7 separate regions of the Mus musculus genome follow, and regions 1, 2, 3, 4, 5 and 6 are each linked to region 7. The links are chromatin loops, found by intact Hi-C in ENCODE. Cell type or tissue: left cerebral cortex. All regions are shown on one strand. Region 1 has its middle 41 kb from the start of Cgnl1. Region 2 holds the start of Zfp280d (zinc finger protein 280D). Region 3 overlaps Cgnl1 (cingulin-like 1). Region 4 has its middle 4.2 kb from the start of Tcf12. Region 5 has its middle 7.5 kb from the start of Gm27188. Region 6 overlaps Zfp280d (zinc finger protein 280D). Region 7 holds the start of BC065403 (cDNA sequence BC065403).

Region 1 (4,000 bases), 600 kb before region 7:
CATCCAATCCATTCAGTTTAAACCTAACCTAATGGAGTCCCTTCATTTGTCCCTCTTCCCAGCAGGGTGGCATTGATTGCATCTCCTAGCCCTGCCCGTCACTATTGATGTCTAATTTTGTGGATCAGTCTGGTAGGCTCTGACTCTGCTCTGTTAAAGCATCGGATTCAGATAAATGGATCTGTCTCAGAAGTAATTCCTAAGAGGCACTGAGAAACTGTGACAATGCCTCAATGTGCGAGAGTATCAGCACCCACCTAAAAAACAGGCATAGCTGCATGTGCCTGTGACCTCGACATTGTGGGGTAAAGACACATGGAGCCCTTTGGCTAACCTAAATAGCCCCAGAGTTAGTGAGATCCAATTTCCAAGAAATAAGGCAAGAGAAGTAGAAAAATTAAAAAAAACAAAAATAAAAATACTTGACGCCTTCTTCTGGCCACCACATGTAACTGCAATGCAAGAATAGTGACTGTAATTTGAATTTGAAAGCTTTACTAAAAATATTGTTAAGCTCTATGAGAGAGTTAATTCCAGCACTCAGGAGGTAGAGGCAGGTGGATCTCTATGAGTTTGAGGTCAGCATGGTCTACATAAAGAGTTCCAGGCCAGCCAGGGCCATAGAGAGAGATGTCAAAAAAAAAAAAAAGGTAATAAAAAAAGTAATATAAAGTGGAGAGGGATAGAGGAAGACAATGCTGACCTCAGACCTCCACCTGGGCATTGGCCCATCAAAAGATGGTCCCTCTCCTCCATCTTCTTGCCCTCAGCTCCTCCTTCCCGGATCACAGGCTGTTGTGATGCCAAGAGACAGTTTGGTCAGAGCACAGAAGTCCTCCATAGCTGTGTCCCTCTCCTGTCCCTGTGCTGGCTCTGTGTGCTGCACATATCAACCCCTATAGCCCAGACATATAAACACTGAATGGATGGATGGATGAATCTAGGAGAGGGGCGCCTGTGCAGTGGGCGCCTTCTATGGGGGGATCCAGCAGCATGGAAGGGAAAGAGCAGGCTGTGTTACCCAGGCCTGTGAGCTCCAGCCCACAGCAGACCCGAGCAGCCAGGGTTTGCAGTGGAAGCATCAGGGTGCAATGAGGCGTTCTCTGAGCCCCCATGCAGAAAGGGTAGGTTCTTTAGAAAATGGACTTCACCCCCCCCCAGTCTTTCCACATTCCACAGCATGAGGTGGGGTGCAGGTGGTTTGCCTGTGGGGCTGAGTTTGAAAGGCACCTTCCAGACTTGCTTCCAAAACCAGCCTGGAAAACATTCAGGGGAGAATTTGTTTTTGTAAGCGAGCTTCTGCCAGACAGAGATAGTATCTTGTGGGAAAATGCTAGGCTTAGCTAATAAGGGCCAAGAACCATGAAGCGAGGTGGTCTGCTGTTCAGGGCCATTGCTAAGCAGGGCTGGGGGTGTGAGAGCAGCCAGGAGGACAGAGAAGGGCTGGGCTGCAGACCCATCAGGTCCAAGGCTGGGGACCTGACGCTCTCTCACTTTGGGTAACAGTGTCACCCAGCTGTAACACCAGCTGTATATCAGCTGTGCCCCATCCATACTGGGCAGCTCTTCTGCAGCAGAATGGGAGGAAATTAGAACACAGGACACAGAGTCCCACAGCAGAGCACTTGCAAACCTTCGAAGGAACCTGCAATCCACTCTCAGAGGCACACCTACCTCAGGGGTCCGAAGATGACCTTGCTCTTCAGACCTCCCCCTTTTCCATAAAATGGATCGTGCTAAACACAAGGGTCCTTCACTAGAACTTCTTGACCTGGGGCGACAGGTGGGGAGCTTTAGGGGTTCCAGGCCACCTTCCACACCTGAAGTGACTAGGACACCAAGTTCACTCTTCTTATAGCGGGGGAATAAATCATGAAGGCATGTGAAAAATAGACCTTCCCTTTACTCTCTCGCCTGGCTTACTCCACAGTGCTCGAGTAAGAACTGCATGCAATAGGGTCTGAGCAGAGAGAGACAACAGTATTGTCCAGGTCTCTGGGCACAGGAGAAAACCACGATTCACACATCTTCAACCAGCTGTCACCAGGGGATAAAGCCACAAATGCAACTCCTACTCCTCCTGGTGGTTGGAGTCACCCAGTGCCTCATTGTCACTGTGTCCTCCTGTGGCCCCAGTACCAGCTCCCTCCCTCCCTCCCCGCCTCCAGCTCTCTTTAATGTCCCTACACACGCCCCCTTTCCCACCCACCAGACACCCTGGGAAGGCAGCAGTGGGGTGGGAGGGGCTGGAAGCTATTTTCATGATTTTAAAAAAGCCCAAAGGAAACCATCCATTTATTTCAGTGTTGTTCCCAGACTAAATAAAACATTTAAGTTTATTTGCTTTGGGCTGGCTCGTATCAAGTCAGTGCGGTAACGATGGTTTATCTGGGCTGATCAGAAACACTAATTGGCAGTTAGATGTCTTTGATAAATAAAACTCAAAGAAACAAATTATTATTCAATAAGTGTAGTTTCTTGGGTAGATGAAAGCTTTCAAAACACGGAGTCCCTTGAGGAGAGGAACCCAGAGGGGTCTTTTGTGGCACAAGGGGTTGGAACCTCTGAGCAATGTGAAAGTCGTCTTTTCATTAAAGCCAAGCACACATATTTTTCCATAGACCTCTGTGATGCCCAGCTTCTCATTAGTGAATCTGACTTCTCAGCATCCCTGCAGATAAAACACTGCTCACACAGGCCTCCCCAGAGAGTGCTGATAGGCGTTGCTTGGAGGTCAGAGCGAGGGGCCACCATCAAAACAGCTTGGGAAAAACACATCAAGTAAAAAGAAGCCATTGATTGTGGGATTTTCAGGGCTCTTAATGGACTCATGAATTAAGAACCCGTCCAAGATGGCTCTGTAGTTAGAGTACATACGACTTTAGCAGGCGACCCAAGCTTGATTCCCAGAATCCACTTTGGGTTACTTACCAAAGCTCTAGTTCTAAGGATCACACAACTCTGGTGTTCTTGTCTGCACTCATATGCACATAACCCAACACAGAAACACTCACACATATTGTTAAAAATAAAAATAATTAAAAAAAAAAACACAAGGAAGACAAAGGTAAAACACAGTCCCTATAGTCATGGATGGTGTCCATTGTAGATGACATTTTCTCAAGCAGTAAGTGTTCCATAGAATACCCTCGAGAGGATGAAGGTTTATGGGAACAAGGGGACCTAAAGTCCCACTGCTATCACAGGGACAAAAAGAAGAAAGAAGCAATATGGAGACAGGCCAGGATGGACCTCAGGAATTGTTCCTGCTTCCTGCCTGTGCCACCTGCAGGGTGGAGTCAGAATGGGTGTGGCAGCAGCTGTAGCTGACAAGCAGCTATTCCAGAGACCAGGATTCAAAAGAAACTGCTCAAGTGACCCAGGAAACTTGGCTTGATTTCACTGCCAACTCTCGCCATGTTATCTGCTGAGGAAACTGTAGGGAGAGGGATCTTGGAGGGAAAACGACTGTAGCCTTCAGCAGAGATGCTCAGTAAGACCCACTCACTCACCAGCCGGCAGCCTTCCTGACTCATCCCTTCTCCCAGCATGCCCTAGGAATCCCAGAAGGGGCAGCAACCCTCTCCATTTCCCTTCCTCTCTCCACTCCTGTGCCCAGCCTGAACCACACTGGCACTTGGCCATACAAAGCCGCCTCTTGGCATGCTAGGGACACAAAGGACATGGTTCCCATACAGCTGCAGTGGTGGCTCATGACACGAGATGGCCCTAAACAGGACTCTGAAAGTTAGAGAATGAAACAACCCAGAGAAGGCCAAAGGCAGGGTATGGGAGGGTGCAGGAGTGCCTTTTGTGAGGCCTGCTGCAGGTAGACGTACACTCATGCAGCCAGAATTATTTTCAGGACCTTTGCATGAAGGACACGGAACACGCTCTACCACAGATGAGGCCTGAAGGAAGCTGAGAGAAAAGGAGGAGGGACACACTAGAAAAGAATTCAGCTCTTACCGTGTGCCTGGACTGTCACCCATTTTTCCCT
Region 2 (4,000 bases), 130 kb before region 7:
TTATGTCCCCATTGCTACTGCTACTAGTAGCCAAAAAGTTTTAAGGATGCAGTAATCAAAATTATTCAAATGTTGTTTCTTGGGAAGATTAATCTGGAAAGGTAATCAGCATGTTGGCTACATTGATAAGGAATATCTGCAAAAGTTTAGAGCTGAAGAGAAAAAACTTAATCAAAATAGGAAGGCAGGTTTGTGAGAGGCAAGAATTTAAGTATTGTTCACACTTGAAAAATTAGGCTACTATTGTCATTGATCTTTGGAGAGCTCTCAGTGTAGGAAAGTTTCTGTTCTGATCAGGCCATACCTTGCCCAGATCAGCTCCATCTTGACTACAAATGCAGAAGCAGAAGGATCACATATTTTATCTGTACACAGAGACACTGTGGTGACGAAGACTGATGTTTTTCATTTATTTTATTATTTATTTTTACCTTTGGTTTTTTCGAGACAGGGTTTCTCTGTGAAGTCCTGGCTGTCCTGGAACTCACAATGTACACTAGGTTCGCCTCAGACTTGGAGATCCACCTGCCTCTGCCTCTGCCTCCTGAGTGAGTGCTGGGATTAAAGGTGTGCACCACTGCTACCCCACTGAGGCAGAAGGGTTTATATGTGTCCTCGCTTTCTTAGAGATTCCATTCCTTTACTTGCCTTGAAAGACCCACAACATGAGGACTCCCCCACATTCTGACTCAGGAGAGGCGACACCCCAAATCACTCACGAGAAACGGTCTCGCTGCAAACTGCAAGAGGACTTTTATTCAAGAGCGCTTTTGGGCCCACAGTCATATACCACACAGGGGTAGAGGACCCCTGGCACCCCGAGTAGTTGGGTAAGGGGGTATTTAAAGGAAGAAACCACAACTCAAGGAGGTGGGGAGGGCGTTGTTGGAAAATACCAAAAATACCAGTTAAGAGTCATGAGGTGGTGGAAAGTCAAGACAGTTTTCTAGGAGCCTCTAACAATAGCACCTTTGCACAGCGGGTTCCAGCAAGAGTCAAGGCAACTTTCTTTGAATGAACGCTTCCTGAACCCAGGAAGTGGGTGGGTGGAGGAATGTTGCTATCTGTTTTATGATTAGCATGCCTTGGAGCATTGAGTCACAAAGGTCACATTCTTAAGCCTGGGCCTAAAGGCCTAGAATTTTGTTTTTAGGTTATACTTTTTCAGCCTTATAGCCTACTTGTTGCGTGTAATTTTAAAAACCTGTTACCAACCTTGCCTGGTGTCACAGCCTGCACTCCAGCCTCTCTGGGTTTAGCTCTGTGATCTGCCACCACCAGTCTCATTCAGCTCTGCCAATGACCAGCTGGTCATTTTTCCCAGGAGCTGCAATTGCTCCCCCAACCCTCTCAGGCTAACTTCCACCAGCAACTGCCCTGGCTGCCCTCTTTCTTCTCCTGTCCACCTTAGCTACATGGATAGAAAACATTAGACAGTTTTATTATTTTAAAGCTAGCCAGATAACTCAACAGCTGGGTAAAGAATTTCCTGCCCCAATTCTATCAGCCAGCTCCCCACAACCTTCTCAGTCCTTGCTGGCAGCAGAGGCTACAATAATTCTAAGTGTCCCAAGATCTACATGACTTCAGCTTCCCTTTCCATCCAAATCCTGGTCCAAATTCCTCTCTCCCTGTGTCCCTTCTCTTCTGGGACCTGCAAGTCCCACCATTTTTCTTTCGTCCAGCAATTGGCTTCCCCCCTTTTTATTGACACAATCAAGAACCAAGTAGGGATACAACACCTCCCTCTTTACCTACTCCTTTAGAATTCCAGGGTATCTTGAAGACCCACTGAAACATCCAACCTGAATTGAGCAATTACTGAATTCTTGGACTTTTTGTCCATAGCCAGCCATTGTTGCTTATAAGTCATTCTAATAACCCCCCTTTCTATGCACATGGATTCATTCTCTAAGTTCAGTTAGAAAACTAATAATATAGGTACCTAACACTGAGATGGTGACTGAATTGCTAACCTCTCACCTGACCACCTGGTGTCTCTTTCAAGGAAGTGATAGGCAGACAAATCCTAAATTCACAATACTGGGCTTAGCCCACCTGCAGTGTCCTCCTTCTGTCTTTCTAATGGATCTTGCTCCTCTCTGGCTTCTAGCCCCCTGTGGTCCTGTTCTGCAGCCCTAGCTCCACTGGCCTCCTATTGGGTTCCCAGATCCCTTCCCTTAGTATCTGCAACTCACTTTATATATGTATCAGCTTTCTGCTTTTGTCCTCTGAAATCTGCTGGTCTCTTTAAACCTTTTGTACCCATTCTCTAAGTATGAAATGTATTGAGCTAGTAATTAAGACTGGAATAAAAGAAGCTTTGATCGCCGAGAGCCTGGTATCTATAGACACTGAGGCTATTTGATAGAAGGTAGCTCATAGTATTTGAGTTTATGTGTATCTGTGTTTTTTTGTCTGTATATATGCCTGTGTGCCACTTTAGTGTCTGGTGCCTACCGAGGCCAGAAGAGGGCATCAGATCCCCTGAACTGTAGTTGTGTGCCACCATGGGGTGCTGCGAACCAAATTAGGGCACTCTAGAAAAGCAACATGGGCTCTTACTCATTTTACATCTCTCCAGCCCTCGTTTTATTGCCTCTTTCTTTCTTCCTTCCTTCCTTTCTTTTTTTTTTTTTTAACAAAATCTGACATCGTTCAAACACACAAATGTCCATCTACATTTCGGACATAACATGGTGTCTGTTTCCTTACAGATCCGACTTACGATGAAGTATTCTTATAAATACATCGGCCATTTTTTTCCACCTCCAATTACGGATTACTATTCATACAATAGGAGTGAAAAAGATACCCAAACAAAAACGTACTTTCCAAAAACAACGTGGTACTATCCTGGAAACTCATCTCCTTTTCCTCTCACACCCTTCCCCATGCCCTTTAACCCTCGCACACGGAGAAGGATGGAACTCACTGCTGAGTGCCTACAAATTCTAGGCCTGAGGCGGCCATGAGCGCCACGGCCTAGCTCAGCCCGGTCCCCGCGTGTCCTCGCCGGCTGCTAGGGCCCGGCCGGCCCGGGCCTTCGAGGTCCGCAGCACGGCGCATATGGCCGCGCTCGCCTCCCGCGTTGGCGGGAAGACTGGGAGCGCGGACGCGCGAGGCCAACCCGGAGCCTACCCATGAGGCACTGCGCCCTGGCTCGCGACAGCCCCCTCCCCCCTCACGGCGCCCAGCAGCCCCGCTCCGCGATGGGAGCCGGAGCGGCCTCGGCGTACACAGCCCGCGCTCCTCCCTCGCCTCCTCCTCTTTCTCCTCCTCCTCAGGGCTCCAGTCAGGCCGAGCCGCTCCGCTCACGGTAAGCGTCCCCCGCCCCGCGCGGCCGCCCGCCCGCCCGCCCGCGAAGGCCCTCCCGCGCGGCCGCGCCGCCGCACTCCGGGGGCGCAGGGTGGGGGTCTCGGGCCGCGGCGCGTCGGCGAGAGCGCCCGGGCCGGGCAGGGCAGGGGCCGGCTGCGCATGGGGCCGGGCCCGCCATCTTGCCGGGCCTGGCGCGGGAGGGTTCCCGGCGCGACGAGGCGAGGCGGCCGGCGGCGCGGCGGCCCACAGTACAGGGCCGCCCAGCCGTCGCCTCGCCTCGTCGCCTCGCCACCGCGCAGATCCTCCCATCGCTTTCTCAGCCCGGCTGTGCTCTCGGGGGACGACTCCCCTCGGTCCTTTGTACCTTGTCCGCGGGTGTGTGTGTGTGTGTGTGTGTGTGTGTGTGTGTGTGTGGCGGAGACCCGAGCTCACAACCCAACCCACTCGACTCTTCACGCAAGAGCAGAACCCCACTGGCGTTCGCCATAACAGCCACAGAGGCCTTACCTTGTGCTAGACGACCGCTCCTATCTAGCCACCTTTCTTGTCAAAGGAATGTCCCCACTCTGCCATAGCCCCGCTATTGTCTACCAGAGGAGGGCTTTGAGGAGAACCGAGCCTGACAGATTTTCCAGCTGTGCGTTGCAGGTTTCACTTAATAAACCACAAACGAGTGGTCGCG
Region 3 (4,000 bases), 760 kb before region 7:
TGTGTGTTTCTGGTTTAGGGTCATTCCACTCTCACAAATTATTCCTCTTTAGCAATTCAGGTTTTCCTGTCATCTCAGAAGTCCTGGTATTTCTTTGTGTGGGTTTCTCTCAAGTGTTGAGTATTAGGCTTGTAAATACTCACCCCCAGCTGGTAACTGCTTTGGGCAGTTGCAGACAGACTATCTTGGGACTGGGAAATGGCAATGAATTGGACCACAGTTTGCTGATAACTCTGGCAATGATACATACACACTCAGGAAGATGGGCCAGGAATGAGACTGGACTCTGTGGTTTGGTCAGTGGTCCCCGATGTGCAGGGTGGTTTGGGGTCTACGGCACAGTGTGGAACCTGACTGGACAGTTGGCAGTCTTGGAGCCTTTGTAGGGGAACCATTACTTAAGGGACACAACACCATCAGCTAATTTCTTTGGGGAATAACTTATATCCTCTTCAAAGCAATGAAGCCATTAGGCTAAATCACAGATCAATTCCTTCCTGCGTAACTCTCTACAACATGATAAGCTGCCCCCCACTCCAAAGAAAGGGTCTTGATTACATCAAGCTAGAAAGAGTGAAAGCCCAAGGCTTCCTATATCCCCCTGGTGGCCCAGACGTGTTCTCCTCAGCCTGGCTCCAGTCCGGGTACCCACAGCCTGGCTCCCGCCCCCTAGGTGCCCTCAGCCTGGCTCCAGCCCGGGTACCCACAGCCTGGCTCCCAACCCCTAGGTGCCCACAGCCTGGCTCCCGCCCCCTAGGTGCCCTCAGCCTGGCTCCAGCCCGGGTACCCACACACCTCCATCTGCTTGATGAGTCGGCTGCGGTCATCCTTGAGGTGGCTCTTGGCCTCCAGCTCATACTCCAGGTCCTTCAGCGACTGCTCCAGAAGCTGCCGTTTTGTGAGCGCCTCCTCCTCAGCTCGCTGGTAGTCCTGCAACTCTTCCTCCTTGAGGCGTAACTAGAAGGAGAGCGTGTGTGAAGGTCCCTTGGGCAGTGGGAATGGCAAGGAATTGAAATGATATTGGATAGCTCTGGCAATGATAGAGAACACATGCCTGCATACAGGTTTGCATACCATGTGCATGTCTTGCTCAAGGAGGCCAGAAAACAGAGCGCACAGGCCCATCCCAAAGCAAAGAGGGGCAAACCCCACCTCTCTCTAGACTTCAATTTCCCATGTTATAAAAAGAGTGGTTTTCCTTTGTAAGAAGTACACTGTTGGGTTATAAAGTCAATTGATTAGGTGTGGACTAGTATTTTAACTACATAGAACACACACAATAAAGTATGAACAAGCACTGTGGTGTTTTTGTATTATATATTAACATATTTGGATGGATGGACGTGTCATTAGGTGGGCTGTGGTCAAAGCCACTTGACAGTCACTTAAGTAGCTAAGCGTTCTTGTATCAGCACTGTCTTAAGAGAGGTTTAACGTTTTAAAATAAAAACTAAATTAATGATCTCTAAGCAACTGCAGGCACAAAATCCAAGAACAAAATCATACTCATTTGGTAACAACCATTGCTGTGTAGAAAAAAATGGTCACCCATAACGACAGTGCTCTTTTCATCCACAAGGTGGCGCTCATATAATAGTTTTGAAGAATGTACAACAACAGTTTGAGTCTCAGGAGCCAGGCCATGACACTAGCAAGGGAAATGCCAAAATCAACCTGGCTTGCTGATTCAATGAGGCTCAACCCTAGCTCTTTGGTTGCCAATGTCAAACCCTCCTGGAGTAGACACAGAGCTAACAACGGAACACCACAGAGGTTTATTCCTTGCGGGAGTCCACAGAAAAGCCGGGGAAGCTCTGAAGGATCAGGCTAGCATAAGAAGACCCCAGTCCAGCACTGCATTCTGACGGAGATGAAGATGCTCGTTTCCAGTACAATGGGGAGCCCCAGCCACTTCTAGCACAGTCCCACTTGGGAGAAAATGACTTCTAGACACAGGCCCTGGTCTGGTTTGGGCATCAATGGTGAGTGAAACAGAGAGAGCACAGGGCAGTCATCCACAGAGAGCACAAAATGGGGTGCTCTCTGGACCTGATACACCACTCACTGCAGAGAAACACTACGTTTCTCTGAGTGTCAATGTCCCCATTGCAACATAGGGAAAATGTTAAAATGTACTTTATCTGAGAATTAGATGCTACCCAAAATTAGTGATCACAAAGAATGCTAATCAAATAAACAATTTCCTTCTTGGCATCCTCTGAAACACCATGCACACCTCTCCTAATACCTACCATACTGCTACCACCACCACCACCACCACCAACTCCTCCTCCTCCTCCTCCTCTTCCTCTTCCTCTTTCTCTTCCTTTACCCCCTGCCACCACCTCCACTTAGCAGGGGCTGGGGATCCATCTCCTAACACCTTTAAGTGCCCTCCCAAGAGCACTCAGTAACTCAGAGAGAACAGTTAGCACGCCTGATCACCCCCAGTTCCAAAGCCCAAAATGCAGGGCTGGAGAGAAACTGATCAGTGGTTAAAACCATGAGTTTGGCTCCTGGTACCCACACGGCAGCTCACAACCATCAGTGACTCCAGTTCCAGGAGATCCGATGCCTCCCTCCTCCTGGCATCTCTAGGTACCAGGCTCACATGTGGTGCAAGAATATACATGTAGGAAAAATAATTATATTCATAAAATAAATCCTTAAAAAAAAGACAAAACTTTGGAGCATTTGACTCCGAATCCAAAGCTAAAACATTCTGCATTGTGGATTTTGAGATTGGAAATGGCAAACAAGTAAAAATCTCCACAAATAACTTCAAGATCTCTGAGATCAGAAATACTCCTAGCACCAAGCATTTGAGGTAAGGAATGTTCCCCACAGAGTGTCCAAGAGTAACTTGCTCTCAGATAATAATAAGCAAGACAGAAAGCCCTAAAGGGGACACCTGTCTTACCCCATCCCAGGGGTATCACAGAAGAGACAGAAAAAATGGATGAGACAGGGAAGGGGTGCCATGCTTTGGAGCACTGTCACAGCAAGGCGCAGTCGTTGCACTAAGCAGCTGGGACGAGACTGAGCGACCAACCTTCCATCACAGAGCTGGAGGAGCTCACACGGCCCCGCCCCTCCCTGAGGATTTAAAAGTCAGCTAATTGTTGTTCATGGAGAGAACAACAGCTTTTCTTCAGTGGTGTAGCTGCTGTTGAGTTGTCCAGGCTCCTAAGAGCAACCTTAACGTGACAGGGACCAACACCAACGGGAAAGTGGGAGGGCCAGATGGGCAAAGGGGATCAGCAGGAGTGAGGAGACCAGAGAGGGTGCTGAGGTGAACAGGATCAAGAGACAGGAGATCCACATGTGAGATGTCGTAACGAGACCCACTACCGTATAAATGAATCAACCTGCTAATAAATTAGCAGATAATTTGTTAATACGATAATAAATTGTCGTATAAATTATTTTATCTACTAATAAAAATGCCAGTAAGCAAATACCTTTTTAACCTGTCAGTACCACCTTTAAGTTGTTAGCAGGATTAAGTAAATGAACTAAAGACGAACTCTAAGCCTTACCTCCTAAAGGTCAAAGGCCACCCTCACCTGACCCGGGTGTCTCACACCACAGGCAGAATGGTAGCGTCTGGCCCTACCGCATCTGCTTCCTTATCTGTGAAGAGGATCTTCATGCTTCCTTCTCCACTGAAGTGTCCAGCCTCAAAATGTTTATACAAATAGCCATGTGGATCCCTGTTTAGGGTCACAGTGACACAGTGGCCTTTTGAAGTTAAAACAGACCAGGTATTTGATGTGTTCTGGCAAATGTCTGAGCCCTTCCATCCGTCTGCTCTAAAAATGAAAAGAATATTCTTTTCACAGCAAAGAGAGCGGTGATGTCAGCGTGCCAGAGTCTGTTTTCTTGGAACCCTGTATCACATAACCCTGGGGCATAGGGGATGCGTTATCAGGGCTCTCTCAGAACTGTTCTGGAAATCTGTAATAAATACCCATTGTTCTTTGATGGGTTCAGCACTGAC
Region 4 (4,000 bases), 290 kb before region 7:
ATGAAATTTTTTATACTTTCAAATGGTATCTGTGTGTTTCTAAATAAAGAAATAATATTCCCATCAATAATGGGCCAAATCTATTCCTGAAAAATATGGAAGACTCAATATTGAAAGTGGAGCTTTAGGGCTGGGTATATTGCATAACCCAAAGTGGGTTGATTTGTTTCTTGGGTTTGAGGGTGGGGGTGGTTGTTGTTGTTGTTGTATAATTTTGGGGTTGGTTAGTTGGTTGGTTTTGTTTTTACTTTTGTTTTTTGTCTTGGCCCCACCTGAGTCCTATCCCTAGGAAGTACATGGTTGAAGGAGATACCAAATCCCAAAGTTGTCCTTGGACTTCTATGTACATTCTATAGTATGTTGTTCATGCACTAACACACATACACACAAAGTAAATAAATGTAAAAAATATTTAATCTGAACTTTATAGCACTTATTACATTATTTATTGAGTATGCTGGATAGAGCTAGAATTCTATTGAGAATATGAGAAAGAACTAGCAACAAAAATCCTGTTAATTAACAGTAAGTACTAAGTTAATATCAATAAGTAAATATTGAAAAAATATTTAGCACACATTTCTTACATGGTCAAGGTATGGTGTTAAATGCTTTTGGAACCAAAAGTCTAAAATCTACCTTGTCCTCAACAAGATTGTCATTCAAAAGCTTTGCTGTCCTACTGTAGCTTGCCATGAGCAGACACTGAAATTCTATCAGCATGGCTTCCATCTCGCTCTGCACAGAAACACATATATGTTTAATAAACAAGTTATCCTGACAAACATTCATAATCAAAAGAAAAGCTTCTAAAGCAGTGGGCTTTTTTGTTTCCTTGGGAAATTAACTTGACCTTGGCCCCTTTTTAAAAGATGAATGTTCTAGAAAGCTCAGAGGAGAAGAAAGAGAAAAGAGCTACTCAAGTCAAGCTAGAAGTGGGTATAACAAATTGCTATTAGACAAAGTGACTGGTCTCCTAGTATTACTAAGATGCAGGGTTTGTGCTTAACAACTCTTCTTTCTATCTGCTCCATGGGGGAGCAGCTGACCCCTTAAGCAAACAGAAACAATTTTATGTAACAATTTATTAAGTCATACCTTTACTTCATGGCACTCCTACCATGGACCAACTGAAAACTGAGCTTGTTCAAGCTATTGTAACATGGAGTATACAAATCACCATCAATAAACTCATTATTTTCTATCAGAATCTCCCCGATTCCTGAGAATTTGTAATGAACACTTTATCTTCTCTTTGAATGCCAATAAGTTAAAATAGTTATCTATTCCTTCCTAGGATCACTTATACTCATTTAAATAATCGGATTGCCTTGTACAAATGTTATATTCAGGTTTCAGGAAAAAGTGAGTTGGGTGATGTCATGATTTGAATCCATAGACTCCTTTTTGAATGTTTGCCCTATAAGGAGTGGCACTATTAGAAGGTAGAGGTATGACCTTGTTGGAGGAAGTGTGTCACTGTGGGGGTGGACTTTGAGGTCTCATATGCTCAAGCTGTGCCCAGTGTGGTACCATCTCTTTTCTGTTGCCTGTGGATCAAAATGTAGAACTCTCAGCTCCTTCTCCAGCACCATGTCTGCCTGCACGCTGCCATGCAGCCCACCATGATGATGATGGACTAAACCTCTGAAACTGCAAGCCAACCCCAATTAAATGTTTTCCTGTATAAAAGTTGCCTTGATCATGATGTCTCTTCACAGCAATAGAAACCCTAACTAAGACAGGTGGTGAGTAGAAACCCCGTATATGGAAACTGAGACTGAAGGGGGTCAGTCCGAGCTAAAGACCCTGTATCAAAAAAAGGGAGAAAAAAAAAAAAACAGAAAAAAAAAAAAAACAGAAAAACCCTGCTTGCTTGGTTTTACTTTTTGAACCTAATATACAGTACAGGCTGGCTTCAAAACTCCCATTCCTCTTGCCTCTGCCTCCCAACTACTAGGATGGCAGGTCTGTGTCCCGACACCAGGCAAAGCACCAGAATTGAGGAGATGGTCCCAAATAATCCATCTTAAATGCAATGCCCTCTACTGCCACCGGGTTCTTTCACTTCATAAAACATCCATCCATACAAATCAAAATCAAAACAAATTCAAACATCAGAAAAAAAAAACCAAATGTTTTATTATACTTAGCCATACATTTCAGTTTCAATAAACACTTGGAAAGTGAATGGTTAGGGCAGGAGGGATGGCTCAGCAGTTAAGAGCGCTTACTCTTCTTCCAAAAGACCTGGGTTCTGATCTCCATATTCCCTTCCCTACTTAGTGCATCCATGCAAAACACATGTTTATGATGGTTCAAGAGTTTTCCATACCACCACACTTTTTATTTCTCACTTTCCTCACTTTTTTTTAAAATCAGTACTAGAAGTTAAACTCACACATGCTAGTGCTCTGCCATTGAGCACACCTCCTAGCCCTAAACAGATGGCTCTATGGGAAAGTTTACCATTAACTGCCCCTATCTTCTCACTCTGTTTCTGACGATCATAAACATGTGTTATCTTTTTCTTTAATGTAAACAGATACCCAAAGACTATCAGACTTCTGAAGGAAGGCTTTCTCATGGGAGCCAGAAAACAAAGCAAAGCAAAGTGACAGAGAACAATAGAAGCAGACAACAGAAGGAAAAAGAGGAGTGGTGTGTGTGTGTGTGTGTGTGTGTGTGTGTGTGTGTGTGTTGTGTATGTGTGTTGTGTATCTATGTGTATATGTGTGATGTGTATGTACATGTGTGTGGTGTGTGTTGGAGTGTGTGGTGTGTGTTTATGCATTGTGTTGTATATGTGTGTTGTGTGTGTTGTGTATGTGTGTTGTGTGTGTGTACATGTATGTGGTGTGTATGTATATGTGTGTGGTGTGTGTGTGTACATGTATGTGGTGTGTATGTATATGTGTGTGGTATGTGTGCTTTGTGTGTGTGCATGTGTATATGTATGGTGTGTATATGTTTGTACATATGCATGTGTATTTTTAGGTCTTCATGTATGTTCAAGAAAATTGCAATCATAAAACAAAATTAGAATTTTGATTTTTTAGGGAAAGAAAGTAAAGAATATTGGAAATACAATATGGAGTCTCCAGAGGACCAGAGTTTGGTTCCTAGGACCCATATTAGACAGCTCACAACTACCTGTGACTCCAGATCTGGGGGATCTCTCTGGCCTCCACTGGCACCTGAACATATATGGCATCCACACAGAGACACATAAATAAATAAAAATAAAAATAAAATCCTTGGGGAAAAGAAGGCAAGAGTATATAATAGTAGATATTAGGATTTAAAGGTACTGGGGTGGGGGAGTTTTAGAAATCCCATAGAAAATATAGAAAAAAGACAGCACTACGTCAGAATTTTCAAATCCAAAAAAGTAGGTGGGGAAAGAAAAATAAAAGGGATCATCATCCATGAACTAACTTAGGGAACTAAGTGAACAGAATCATCATTGCCCACCGCAATGGAGGGCTGGGAAAATGACGAGCACTGGCTATTCCTCCAGAGGACCAAGGTTCAAATCCCAGCACCTATAAGGTAATTCATAACATCTATAACAAGTTCCAGGGAATTTGTCCCCCTCTTCTGGCCTCCACTGAGAATCAGGCATAGAAGGGGTACACATATATATACAGGCAAACAAAACACTCATATACACAAAATGAAAAATAAATGTCTACTACAATGCATAAAAACAGAAGTACACAGAAGCACATCATTAAGAATTCTAAAAAGACATGTAAATATTCTGAGGTATTCTTTTATCATACTATTGAATATAGTTCAAAGGCCTAAGGTGAAATATTGAAAGATTAGAAATCATAAAACTATCCCGTAGGTGTATAATGCAGATGAAACAGGAAATATTATAATCCATGTTTAGATTTAGAGAAGAATGTGCCAATCACCAAAATCTCATGTGTAATTGCACAAAATGCTGGTGTGGTGACATTAGAAATGCAAGGAACAGTTACAAGATGCAATA
Region 5 (4,000 bases), 150 kb before region 7:
CATGTAATAAAGAATTCTTTGCTAATAACATGCATGTATTAGTCCACCTTACTTTTCATGGTTGAGCTCCATTTGTTGAGACTCCACAGAGAGAAATGTGCCAAAAACCTTCTGGTGGTGTGCTGCAGCTTCTTGCTGCTTCCTTGGACTCAGGCTAATTGGCAGAGTGATGTCAGCTGAGACAGACGCATTTGCTGAGGTAAAACCCGTGATGGACACATGTTTGGAGGGAGTATAAAAAGGACTCCATGGACAGTGTCTGAGGCTGAGATAGACTTGCTTATAGAGCTATCTGGGCAACGCTTGTTGGTCTCATTGTCTTCACTGATCTTCAATTCACCAAGAGAGACACAGCTGAGAACTTTTCCTGGTGTCCCTTTGGGTTCATCCTGTTGACTAAGCCATGGCTGAGGCCTGGCTGTCTCTGCTAGGTAGTGCCTGCTGATCCATGTTTGCTATTCCAACTCTACTGAACTAGACTGCTGATATATCTGTGAAGTGTTTCCCAGTGGATCAAGTTGCTGAACTGAACTGCTGGTTTCCTGACAAAGACAGGAATTGCTCCAAAGAACCCTTTCTAAACAGGTCCCTCGAATCTTTTCTTTTCCACTACCATGGGTGGGTGGTGAGCTAAAAGGGAGGTAAAAGCATTTAAGAACCATTATTAAGCCAGGTGTGGTGGTGCACGCCTTTAATCCCAGCACTCGGGAGGTAGAGACAGGCAGATTTCTGAGTTCCAAGACAGCCTGGTCTACCAAGTGAGTTCCAGGACAGCCAGGGCTACACAGAGAAACCCTGTCTCCAAAAACCAAAAACCAAAAACCAAAAAAAAAAAAAAAAAAAAAAGAACCATTATTAAAAATAGGTTTTGGAAAAAAAGTAAAGTTACAGGATCCTTAGCATTTGGGGCTTGGATAGTGCCCTAAAAGGGAGGGAGAGAACAAATGGGAAAACAAATGACTATTCAGAGTTGGGGTACAAAATGGTACTTATGGGAGATAAACAATGTGTAGGAAAGATATGCTAGCCCTTTGGAGAGCAGAGACAGTAATGAAGGTTTTGTCATGATGTCTGTGTTTGTGGTTCCATTTCTCACAGTCTTGGAGAACGAACAGGTGCCAACAACCCTTCTAGTTGCTCTCTGGAAAGGACTCATAACTGGATTGTGTGAGATTATTTTGAAAGGTTCCACTTTTAGATAAATAAAAGATTTCAGGAGTTCAAATACATTCAATGAAATATAGCTGCTGTTATAAAATACAATGTGGTGAGGGGGTACCTGATGGGTCCATGCCAAAGAATGTCCCTGAGTAACTACACCATGCAACAGACCTGGTAAAAAGGGAGTTTATAGGGGAGTGGGGGAGGACCTGGAGAAGGTGTTGAGGCAGATGAGTGGACTTGTAGACAGGCAGTCAGACAAAAGGGAGCAGAGCCATGAGGGCAGAAAAGTACCAAAGAGGGTGACAGAGAACACTGGAAACACACACACACACACACACACACACACACACACACACGGTGTTGGGGGGGGGGGACGACATGTGGGAAAAGAGAAAGTGCGCACGCTGGAGTATAGAGTAGTCCTTTTATATGCAGCCCACACCTGGTGCACCGGCAAAGGTGGTGGATGGTGATGTAAGCTGTTGCTAGGTACCCCTGGGAGGAGCCTAGTGAATGGCCTGTAAGCTATGCCACAGTAACTTCTTTTGGAATTCTCTAGTCTGAACAGCAGGGGGAGTTTAATTCATATAATAAAGAACTCTAGCAATTCCACAGCATTCACCTGAACAACACGTGTACTGACTGTGTCACATGATTAAAACAGTCCAGTGAGAACAAGGGGTTCAGGTCGGGCTTTGATCTTGAGGTTTAGGCTACTCTCTGGAATTGGCTTCCTCTCATTACCATTGATCTTTCCGGCCCTCCCTGCTCTCTCTGCTAGCTTTATTATCAGTTGTCCCTCTTTGGTGGCAAAATAAGCAAGGATTACAGTGCTTTCTGTATTCATATTCTAACACTACATTCTCCAGAGGAAGGGGAAAATCTCTTTTCCATGCATTCAGACAAGAGTCCTACGCTTCATGTTGATAGACCTCTGTGTCTAATTCACAGAAAACTCCAGTTTCTCAAACTCTAAAAAGCAGTTCAGTGGGCTCAACCCAGGCTATAGAAGGATTTCTGGCGGTCAGAGAAAAGCCAGTATTTCTCAAGAACTTGTGAAACCAGTTCTCATCTACCAAAAGGAGCCATTTCCCTTCTCTCCGGCAGAAGGGACAAATGGCTATGTGTGCTGCATATCAAAGTTCATGCTGACCTCCAGGCTCCTTCAATATTGCAAGTGTCTATTACACATTTCAAAGTCCATACAAGCATGGAAGAAGAAGCCCTTCTCACCTCCTACCCTCCCCCTCTCCCTCTAGATCACCAGCCCCTCTCCTCCCAGCTACTCAGCCTCCATAGAACCCTGTTACTCTATGTTCTCTGTGCTGAGCTCTTGCTAGTCACTATGCTTTCCTATTCTCTATCCCATGATATTTTTCTCTATCTTGAAGACAGCCTGGTTAGGTCCAGTCTGCTGATCATGTTCAGTCTTTCTCTCTTTGCTCTGGACTCTTACAGGTGCCTCTGGCAGCTCCCTCTCATATCTATAATAAAAATCTTCCCCTTAACTGTGCCATGGAGCATTCATGTTGTCAATTTATATACTCTAAAACAAGAAATGAGACTGGCAGAAATGTGGCTTCAGTCAGTCTGATGAAGAAGGCACACAGAAACTGCTTTTGCAAACAAGCATAGATTTCTCATTTACGTTTACAGGCACTACGTTTAGGAAAAAGGCTAGCACCTTTGTCTTCACTTTGTGTTTTATTTATTTTGGATCAACTGTTTACCTCTCTAAGGGTCGGCTTTTTAACTACTTAAGGAGTATCTGTCAAACCTATCACAATCTCCTATTAGAAGTAATTCCAGTGTTGAAAAGAAACAGACTCCTGTAACAGGTCCTGAGACCTCAGAGCCACCAATCTGACCTTAAAACCCAGCACATAGGTGTTGCGTGTAATAATTAAAAAACAAACCACGCTATCCCCGGCTTGGCACTGGCCAGGAATTCTCGGTCTGTTCCCAGCCCAGCACATAACCCGAGACCACATTTTCCCTTGTCTAGGCCTTTCACACCGACGCTGGTTCTGCCTCTCTAGAGCTCTCCAGAGCTGGGATTACAGGCCTGCGCCACCACTGCCTGATTCTTGTCATCTTTATTACGCAATCAATTATGGAAAAATTCTGCTCCACATAGGCCTCAACACCTGCCAAAACAGGAACAAAGACCTAATCCATCAAGGACCATCCCCCCAGTTCCAGGATCCAGGAGGTCCTGAAATGCACTAACCTTGCCATTTGGCTTCTGTAATCTCACTTCTCACTAACTTTTCTTGGTTACCAGGATATGATTTTGTGCATAAATAAATAAATAAATAAAAACAAAAACAAAACAAACAAAAAACGAGCTGGGCAGTGGGGTGGTGCATGCCTTTAATCCCAGCACTTGGGAGGCAGAGGCAGACAGATTTCTGAGTTCGAGGCCATACTGGTCTAACAGAGTGAGTTCCAGGACAGCCAGGGCTAAACAGAGAAACCCTGTCTTGAAAAACCAAACCAAAACAAAACAAAACAAAAAAGAATGGTGAGGCTAGAGGCTGTATAATTAGGGCAAGTTCTCTAGGCAGTTGTTGGGGTGCAATACAGACTCTCTATCCAGTATTAAGAGAGTCCTCTATCTTCTAAGTTTCTCAGCAGGTGAAACTTTACCTCTGATCAAAAGGCGGTTTGTATTGTAACCCAATTGGTGACTTCTTTTTCCCACTGGCTGGAGTGCAACATGGAAGTCTTCATAGTTGATTAGTTTTACAAGAATTGGGGAAAATGGAATGAAAGAAAGCAGGAAGCATTTGTTGTTGAAGTTATTCCAGTTAGGAGCATGCTGGGGGTCCTTAGT
Region 6 (4,000 bases), 81 kb before region 7:
CTCTTTCATCTTTGGGTTTTAATTTTGAAAGACAAATAAAAAGGGGAGTATATATAAAGAAATCTCTTATTACAAGGCTTTCAATTTTATTTGCTCAAAATTACTTGCTCACTTACTTCTGGAGTGAGATACAGATACAGGAATGAATGATAATCAAGGTGTATTGACCCTGCATCTAAGCTGTGTAATTTATTAACTCTTCACAACTAGAGTTGTCTTAACTTGCCACACATTTCGGCTTTGTTTGTTTGTTTATGGGATAGACAGCAACCAATAGGGGTCAGGCTGTTAATCAGGAGGATAAAGAACCCTTAGTGTACTTACAACTTGTATGTTTATGAAAAATTGGAAACCATAAGTAGGAGAGATGATAAACTTGAAACTGAATTTATATTACTCATACACTGTTAGGTTCTAAGAACAGTTGATTCTGTGCCTTTAATATTTTTGAGGACCTTAGATTGTATTATATCAAGTAATACTAATATTTATATATTTGTGTGTATGTGTGTGGTATTATATTTGCACAGAGGCAAGAAAAGGGCATTGTGTGTTCTCCTCTGTCAATTACCTATTTCTTTGAGGTGGGTGTTTCCCTAGAACCGAGGCTTTCTTAGCTAGACTGGAAATTAGCAATCTCCTATTTCTGCCTCACTCAGCTGGGACTATAGGTATGTGTAGCACGTTATGTAGTTGCTGGTTCTCATCCACCATGCCATCTCTCTAGCCTCCATGACAGCTGATTTTAGAACCAACAATGCAGTTTATATAACTTGTTTTATTTTATTTTATTTTTTGAGATTTATTTATTTATTATATGTAAGTACACTGTAGCTGTCTTCAGACACTCCAGAAGAGAGCGCCAGATCTCATTACGGATGGTTGTGAGCCACCATGTGGTTGCTGGGATTTGAACTCAGGACCTTCAGAAGAGCAGTCAGTGCTCTTAACCACTGAGCCATCTTTCCAGCCCATAACTGTTGTTTTTGAAAAAGTATCTCATATAGCCTAGATTGGTCTCCAGCTTTTCATTCAGTGGGAAGAAAATGTCAAGGCATCAAAGGACATAAGTGGAAGAAATTTTTAAAAATTTGTCACAGTGAGGACCAGTGTGGTAGTGATTATTGGAGATATAAAAAAGAGGGAAGTGTGTTTGCCAGGTTTTATTAATATATTGTGTGTGGGGTGAAGGCATAACCATTTTTATTCTAAGCAGTTACAAGAATGTTTTCATATTCCAGACTACAGAAAAGACTAAAGGAAGATCAGAATTGAGAGGGTGGAAGCAGAGAATTAGACGTAAAATGTAAAGTTCATTCTTATTCTTGACAGTTTGAAGAGTATATTAGACATCAAGCATTCTCAATGCAGTGAGAAAACACAATGACCAAGGCAACTTACAAAGTATTTAATTGGACTTAAAGTTTTAGAAGGTTGAGTCCATGATGGAGGAATAGCATAGGAAGCAAGCAGTTTGTTGACTGGAATACCAAAGAGCTCAGATTTTGATCCACAGTAGGGGTAGAGAGAGAGAAACCGACAGAGAAAGACAGATGAAAACGTGAGAGACTGACTGCCTGCATGCTCATGTAAACCACAGGAATAATATTAAATACATGAGTATACGGCATTTAAATTATGGACTGAGATGTTAGTTATAGAGAAAAACATTTCTGGTCAGTAAACTCATGTGAACTCTCTTACCAGCTTGTTTAGTTTCTGATTCTTAACTACATTTTCTGTTTTAATTCATCCTTTTTGAGTATACAATAAATGGATTTGTATTGTTTGCATTTGTAAAGACAATCTAGTGTACCATGCTTATAAACTAACCTTAAGATGAAACTAGAGCTATAAGATCTTATTACATACCTCTTTGAGTGTTATAACAGTTGTCTTCTTTTAAAATATTTTTTAAAATATTAAAACTTTAAAAAAAACTCTGTGGATGTTTGCCTTTATTTAAGTCTTGTATACCATGTGTATGCTTGGTGCCTGTGGTGGACACAAAAATGCTTCTGTTGGGAACTGAAGTTGTAGTTATGTACCACCATATGAGTGCTGAAAATTGAACCTGGGTCCTCTGGAAGAGAATCCAGTGCTTTTAACTGCTGATTCATCCCTTTAGCCCCTCTTTTAAAATACTATATTGACATGTAACAGTTGTACACTTTGAGGTATACAGTGTAATAATTTGGGACAGTTACATAGTGTGTAATAAAAAAATCACAATAATAACATTTTCCCCAGTCCTTTTACTCATACTCAATAACCATGGTGACTAATGGCAGCCATGTTGGACAGCACAGCCACAGAATACTTTCTCATTACAAGAAGTTTATTGAAGAACACTGTTTGTTTATTTGGGGGGGGGGGTGTTGTCCAGTTTGTTTTAGAGAGGTCATTTCATCTACCTATTGACCAATGAAAAATAGCAAAAATTTTAAAGTAACATTTAAATTTTTTATATGTATGTCTGTGGTTTTATATATATGCATATGATGGGAATTTAACTTGGGTTCTCTGGAAAAGCAGTACGACCAAGTAACTGCTGAGACATCTCTCCAACCCACAAATAATGTTATTTTCTACATAAAAAGATAGTGTAACTAATGTTAGCAGTACCAGGTCTTTAAGCACTTGGCTTATAAATAAAAGACATTTCACGTGATAATTACTAGGATTTTCTCTGTCTTGGTTTTTTGAGGCAGTATCTCACTATATAGCTTTGGCTGTCCTGGAACTCATTCTGTAGTCCAGACTAGCCTCAAACTCAAGCGGTCCACCTGTCTCTGCCTCCTGAGTGTTGGGATTAAAGGTGTGTCCCACCTTGCTGGCTAGGATTCTCATTAGAATCTTTTTATATAATTTTCATAATTTTGTTTGTTTTAAAGATTTATCTTTTATGGTTGTTTTGCTTTCATGTATGTCTATACACCACATGCATTTGTTGCCTGCAGAGGCCAGAAGTGGCTCCCCTAGAACTGGAATTAAAGTTGTTAGCTACCCTTTTTTGTACTGTCAGTCAATCCCAGGTCCTCTGGAAGAGCAGCTAGTGCTCTTAACCAGTGACCATTTCTTCAACCCTCAAAACTTTCATGTTTGATTACTTCATAGCAAATAATCTTGAGATCCAATACTAATAAATGTTTTTAAAATGAGATGATTCTTTGATTTTTTTTTTATATACTAAAGATTCATTAAAATTAAATTCAGAACTTAGGATTTGTAGCTATAGAAATTATTTTCCTTTTTTTCTAATAGAAAAAGGGAATACATCGTTGCACCAAATGCAGACTGCAGTTTTTGACATGCAAGGAAAAAATGGATCACAAGACTCAACATCACCGAACATTTGTAAAACCCAAGCAACTGGAAGGACTTCCCCCTGGAACAAAAGTGCGTTCAAATGCATGGTGTTCTGTCATTTGTAGAACTAACTCCTGCCTAGTTCCATCTATGGAGCAAAATATCTTAGAAAATAACTTCTGATTTTCATTAAGACTAATTTTATATTATACTGCTTTTTTAATATATATATAAAGAAAAGCGTGTTTTGAGTTCTGTGTTGGATGTATTCCTTCATAAAAAGTGCAATTAAACTATTTCATTGGTCAGTGGGTTATTTCAATACTGTATGGCTATTTGAACTTTTCTAGTTAGTAGTATATGTATTAGTTTTAGTAGCTATATGCTAAGCTCATTGATATCAGGAATTATTCTTTCATTTATCTCTGTACCTCCAGCTTTTTTAGAGTGCCTAATGCTACAGGTTGCCAGATGTTTCTTGAAGTTGTTATTGCTGAGTCTACTCTCAACGAAGCAAATATTGCTGCTGGACAGCATTGTGAGCAAACCCTTGTCTGACTGTAAATTGATGATTGTAATTTACTGTTCCCTTTTTGCCTTATGTACATCTGTTTTCTCTGACCTCTTTATATACAGTCAGCTCTTGAATATTTGCTCCAGTGGAGGGAAAACAGAGGCATGGATAATCCAA
Region 7 (4,000 bases):
CAATAAAGTGGAGGGGTGGTGAGATGGCTTAGCACCTGCTGCTAAGGCAGATGAGCAGAATTTGATTCTGGGGACCCACATGGTGGAAGGAGAGAAGAGACTACTGAAAATTGTCTTCTGGCCTCCACATGCACAGCTCAGTATTAAAAAATGAAGACAGAGGAAAACAAGAAAGATGCTGAGCACTGACTTCGGGCCTCCATACACCATACATACATGCGTGTGTGCTCATGTGCGTGCACACACACACAGAGACAGACACACACATAGACACATACAGAGAGACACACATAGACACTCAGACACGTGCACGCACACACATGCACAGAGACACAGACATGCATACTTGAACACACACACACAGACACACACATAGTCTTACTCACACACACACACATACACACACAAGCACGCATGCACGCGTGCCTTACACTTATACTTACACTGCTGGCACACAGACTTGCCCCTAAAAGACAATGATCACTTTGAAAGGTACAGAACCACAGCCTGAAGAGATGAGGGAACATCCCTCTGCGGTGAGGGACAGAGAGTTGAGCCACAGTCTATGCAGTGACACTACAGCTCTTACTCTGGGATACCTGACCCCTCCGTCCTCCCTGTCACATACACTGCGTTGAACTAAATTACATGATGTGAAGCTGAAACTTCCTGTCTGCCTCCCAGACTTAGAAAACATGAAAAGCTCATGACTTTTCCTTCTTTCTTAGACTTGGTTCATTCCAGTGAAGATTCTCTACCCTCTCCCACCCCGCCCTCCCTCCTGCCATTCCTCTCTTGCACACACACACACACTCTTAATGAAGCTCCTTTGAAAATAATTATTTTATGTGTGATATTTCCCCTGCATGTATGTCTGTGTGCTACATGCATGCCTGGTACCCACTGAGGTTAGAAGACAGTGCTGGATATCCTGGAGATAGAGTTAAGGATGGTGAGCCACCGTTTGAGCACTCTGGGTAGAGCCTTGGGACGTCTTAACGGCTGCACCATCCCACCCGCCCTGTCCTTTCCAGGCTTTAAAGGGAAGCCTCTCTCCATCACGCTTGGGCCCCTCTATATTGTATTGTTTCTGTCCAATGCTCTCCCCCCAACCTCCCAGTCTGAGCTTGTCTTCTAGGTCCTTTCTCTTAATGATGCATCTTCGAAGGGGACTATGTGTCTGCTGCTTTCCTGGACCGACTGCTCCTGTTTTATTTTTACTTTTTAAATTATATTTAACACAGACATGAACACATATAAACATGAAAGCGTGTATAGTCTCACATCACAAAAACATACATGAAGATTGTGGGAGGCAGCCAGAAAGTTAGGAAATCATTTGTTATGGTAACAACAACAAAAAAAAAAACCCACATATGTCTAGCCATTGATTAGACTTTACATTTTTAAATATATTTAATATAATTAAATATAATATAATTAAATAAATATAGTCTAGAGTTATATAATATAAAGTAAAACTGTAAGTACTTTTGTCTAATTCCTATTTTATTTCCTGCTACTCAAAAACAAAAATTAAATGCAAGACAAAACTTGGTCTGATTCTGTTTCTTGTCCCCTTCTGCCTTCCATCTCACGAGAGGAAGCCTGGCTGCCCTGTGAGCAGCTCTCTCTCATGGGCTTGCTCAGAGCAGACCCAGAATGCTTCATCTTCCTCACACATACTTCTCTGGCTTTCACAAAGCCTTTCTGGAAGCCACTTCTGCCCAGAATGTCTGCCTCGGAGCCTCATGTCTCGTCTGTTCTATCCAGAGAAGGCAGGTTAAGCAGCCCTTTCCAGAAAGGCTTCCTTTGTCCGGACCACCTGATCTCTCTCGGGCATTCGGGTAGCTTTGCTAAATGTGGACACTGTAGTGCTGTGCACGTTAGCTTTTAAAAGCAAATGTTTGATCCCTGGTATACTTTGATCACTTGGGTACACTCGGACAGATAGCAGTGTCCTGCTTAGTTTCCTTTCCCTGAACCTTAGAACCGGGAGGGTAGAGCATCGGGCTGGATCGGAGCGCCACCTACTGGTACAGGTGTTAAAGACTGTCAGCTACATTGTGGCGTCCTCAGTGGTCTCAGGCACACACATTTACATACACTCAGTCACGAAGCAACTCCCAGTTGAATTAAGTACTGCAGAATGTGCTACAGCTAATTCAGACTTCATTCCAGTTTTAATAAGATCTATTTTTTTTCCAAAAGAAACACAATAGTGGGGGGGAAAAAAAGAAAGAAAATACTCGGTACTCAGGATATGAATGAAATGGCATCTCCAGAGGGCCGATGGGAATCCTGGACTTGCTTACTGGCTGTTTTGCAAAACAGGTTTTTAAAAAGTTACTTTTCAAAAATCATACACGAAATGAGGAACCAAAACAGTCGGGTATTAGGATCCGTTTAGAAAGCCCTAAGAAGTGGCTTTATAAAGAAGACTAGCTGGTTGGTCTGTTTATTCCAGGACAGTCATCCTTCTGTAAGATCTCCCCGCAGAACTAGCCACGTTTATGCCACAAACACCCGAGTAGGTGTGAATGCTCGGTGCAGATAGCAGAGTAATACTAGCAATCCTTAATCCCTAAAAGGATGTCATTTTTCAGTTTATTAAATATTTTCTCAACCCTTATCAATCTTAACTTTTCCAATCTTAGAAAACAATTTGTTTTGTGAGTAGATATAAATAAAACATACAGAAGTTGCTCTCTAAATCGAGAGAAAACTTTTCTTTGCGCACACTGGGGCCCGATGTGGATAACAGGATCATTAGCGACCAAACAGATGATGCCTCTTTCTCTCTAACAGAGACTCGCTCAGCGGCAGAGAGCCCTTCAATTCCAGCAGAGAGGTGAGCTCAGAACTTGTCACTGGTTTCTGCTTGTACTTAATCTTCCTGTTTATTCTTGCTTCATTAAAGTCAATCTCCACAGGGCAGACTGTCATCCGAGCTCGGCCCATCCTGCTGTCTGCGCTCTCCAGAGAGCGTGCTTGATCCTGATAAACAGACTGCGAGCCAGGCATGTGACTGAACGTGACTGAACTTCTTAAGGGAAATAGAAGACATAAAGGCGCCCCTCCCACACCCTCACAGCAGAATTTGTCAGGCAGGGCCATCCTCTCAATGGGGATGATGCTTTTCCAAAAGCCTGCCTTTCAGACTGTCTGAAGTGAGATAGAGGGTACTTACTGTTATCGTTGTGTGGCACGAGGCCCTTCAGGTTGCCTTAGCTGATGTCATTCATCTGCCAGGCCCCTCTCTTGGGATTCAGTATCATCTAGAAGCTGTCTCCTGAATGATGTGCTACCCCGCTAGGAACTGCAGACAAAGATACTGTCTGTGTTAGTTACTTCCTCATAGCTCTGACCACACGTCAGACTATCCCAGCATCCTCAAGATTTCAACATGAGAAAGCAAGAAAGGTCTTGAAGTCTGGACCCTTCCAGTAACTACTAGAAGTCCTATTGGAGGATTTACTACCCCACCCAAAGGGCTACTCTGGGCTTCCGGCCACCGTTCAGTTTCTCAGTGGTAAGAGCATTAGTGAAGTGGATTGACAGCTCAGCAGAGAAAAAGCTGCCCCAGCCGCTGTGGGGTTGGGGTGGGGTTGCAGCCTCTGCAGAGCCTCCCACGCTCAAAAGCTCAGCTCTCTACTCCATCTCTGGGCAGTGGCTTTTCCCTTGTACCTCTTACTTTGATCCTGTTTCTTGGCTTTTCTTAGGATGTATTATTTAGCACTTTATTCTTTTCCATCTTAAAATTGAATTGTTAAGTTAGGGGCTAGAACCAAGAGTTTGTGGAAATGGTTATGCAGTTCCTTCTATTAGGGGACTAGGGGAGTGTACTGAGTGAAGTTTCTCTTCTGGGTGCTGCTGGGAGACGAAGACTTCTGAGAGGTGAGGTATCAGGCCTTTCTTTGAGCATTGACAAAGAGGACATGTTGAGGTCCCCAAAGGAAGAACCCTCAAGGGAGCGGCCAGAGAGAGTTCAGGTGGGGGA

The links. Peaks named below come from ENCODE experiments on the same cell type or tissue, not always from the same donor. Only the 100,000 strongest peaks of a DNase experiment are listed, where the experiment ranks them.
Region 1: a loop joins it to region 7, with 4 times the contacts of the local background. A loop is called at or near these places in 2 of 42 quality-filtered maps.
Region 2: it touches region 7 in a loop (2.5-fold over the local background); 14 of 42 quality-filtered maps call a loop at or near these places.
Region 3: a loop joins it to region 7, with 6 times the contacts of the local background. A loop is called at or near these places in 20 of 42 quality-filtered maps.
Region 4: it touches region 7 in a loop (2.5-fold over the local background); 2 of 42 quality-filtered maps call a loop at or near these places.
Region 5: a loop joins it to region 7, with 2.5 times the contacts of the local background. A loop is called at or near these places in 14 of 42 quality-filtered maps.
Region 6: a loop joins it to region 7, with 2.1 times the contacts of the local background. A loop is called at or near these places in 2 of 42 quality-filtered maps.

Annotation. Positions count from the first base shown.
Region 1 is chr9:71,810,481-71,814,480 of GRCm38, forward strand. No RefSeq gene overlaps it. Among named protein-coding and RNA genes, the nearest start is that of Cgnl1, 41 kb to the left of the region's middle. In left cerebral cortex, CTCF peaks have their summits at 447 (motif pointing left) and 2,073; DNase peaks (open chromatin) are centred at 2,148 and 3,561.
Region 2 is chr9:72,271,711-72,275,710 of GRCm38, forward strand. Zfp280d (zinc finger protein 280D) reads left to right here and starts at 3,178. Exons shown (of 22, transcript NM_146224.5): 1 at 3,178-3,319. In left cerebral cortex, a CTCF peak has its summit at 2,487 (motif pointing right); DNase peaks (open chromatin) are centred at 3,188 and 3,796; H3K4me3 peaks cover 1,139 bases; H3K27ac peaks cover 1,078 bases.
Region 3 is chr9:71,644,697-71,648,696 of GRCm38, forward strand. Cgnl1 (cingulin-like 1) reads right to left here. Exons shown (of 19, transcript NM_026599.5): 13 at 796-957. Among named protein-coding and RNA genes, the nearest start is that of Myzap, 54 kb to the left of the region's middle. In left cerebral cortex, a CTCF peak has its summit at 1,573 (motif pointing right); a DNase peak (open chromatin) is centred at 1,588.
Region 4 is chr9:72,114,056-72,118,055 of GRCm38, forward strand. No RefSeq gene overlaps it. Among named protein-coding and RNA genes, the nearest start is that of Tcf12, 4.2 kb to the left of the region's middle. In left cerebral cortex, a CTCF peak has its summit at 2,027 (motif pointing left); no DNase peak of the experiment used is centred here.
Region 5 is chr9:72,258,821-72,262,820 of GRCm38, forward strand. No RefSeq gene overlaps it. Among named protein-coding and RNA genes, the nearest start is that of Gm27188, 7.5 kb to the left of the region's middle. In left cerebral cortex, a CTCF peak has its summit at 1,743 (motif pointing right); a DNase peak (open chromatin) is centred at 1,665.
Region 6 is chr9:72,325,764-72,329,763 of GRCm38, forward strand. It overlaps Zfp280d (zinc finger protein 280D), which reads left to right. Exons shown (of 22, transcript NM_146224.5): 14 at 3,265-3,399. Among named protein-coding and RNA genes, the nearest start is that of Zfp280d, 53 kb to the left of the region's middle. In left cerebral cortex, no CTCF peak of the experiment used is centred here; no DNase peak of the experiment used is centred here.
Region 7 is chr9:72,406,480-72,410,479 of GRCm38, forward strand. Gm27230 (a long non-coding RNA gene) reads left to right here. Exons shown (of 8, transcript XR_003948355.1): 6 at 2,809-2,851; 7 at 2,934-3,532. BC065403 (cDNA sequence BC065403) reads right to left here and starts at 3,388. Exons shown (of 2, transcript NR_152222.1): 1 at 3,191-3,388; 2 at 2,165-3,009. In left cerebral cortex, a CTCF peak has its summit at 2,034 (motif pointing left); a DNase peak (open chromatin) is centred at 2,020; H3K4me3 peaks cover 643 bases.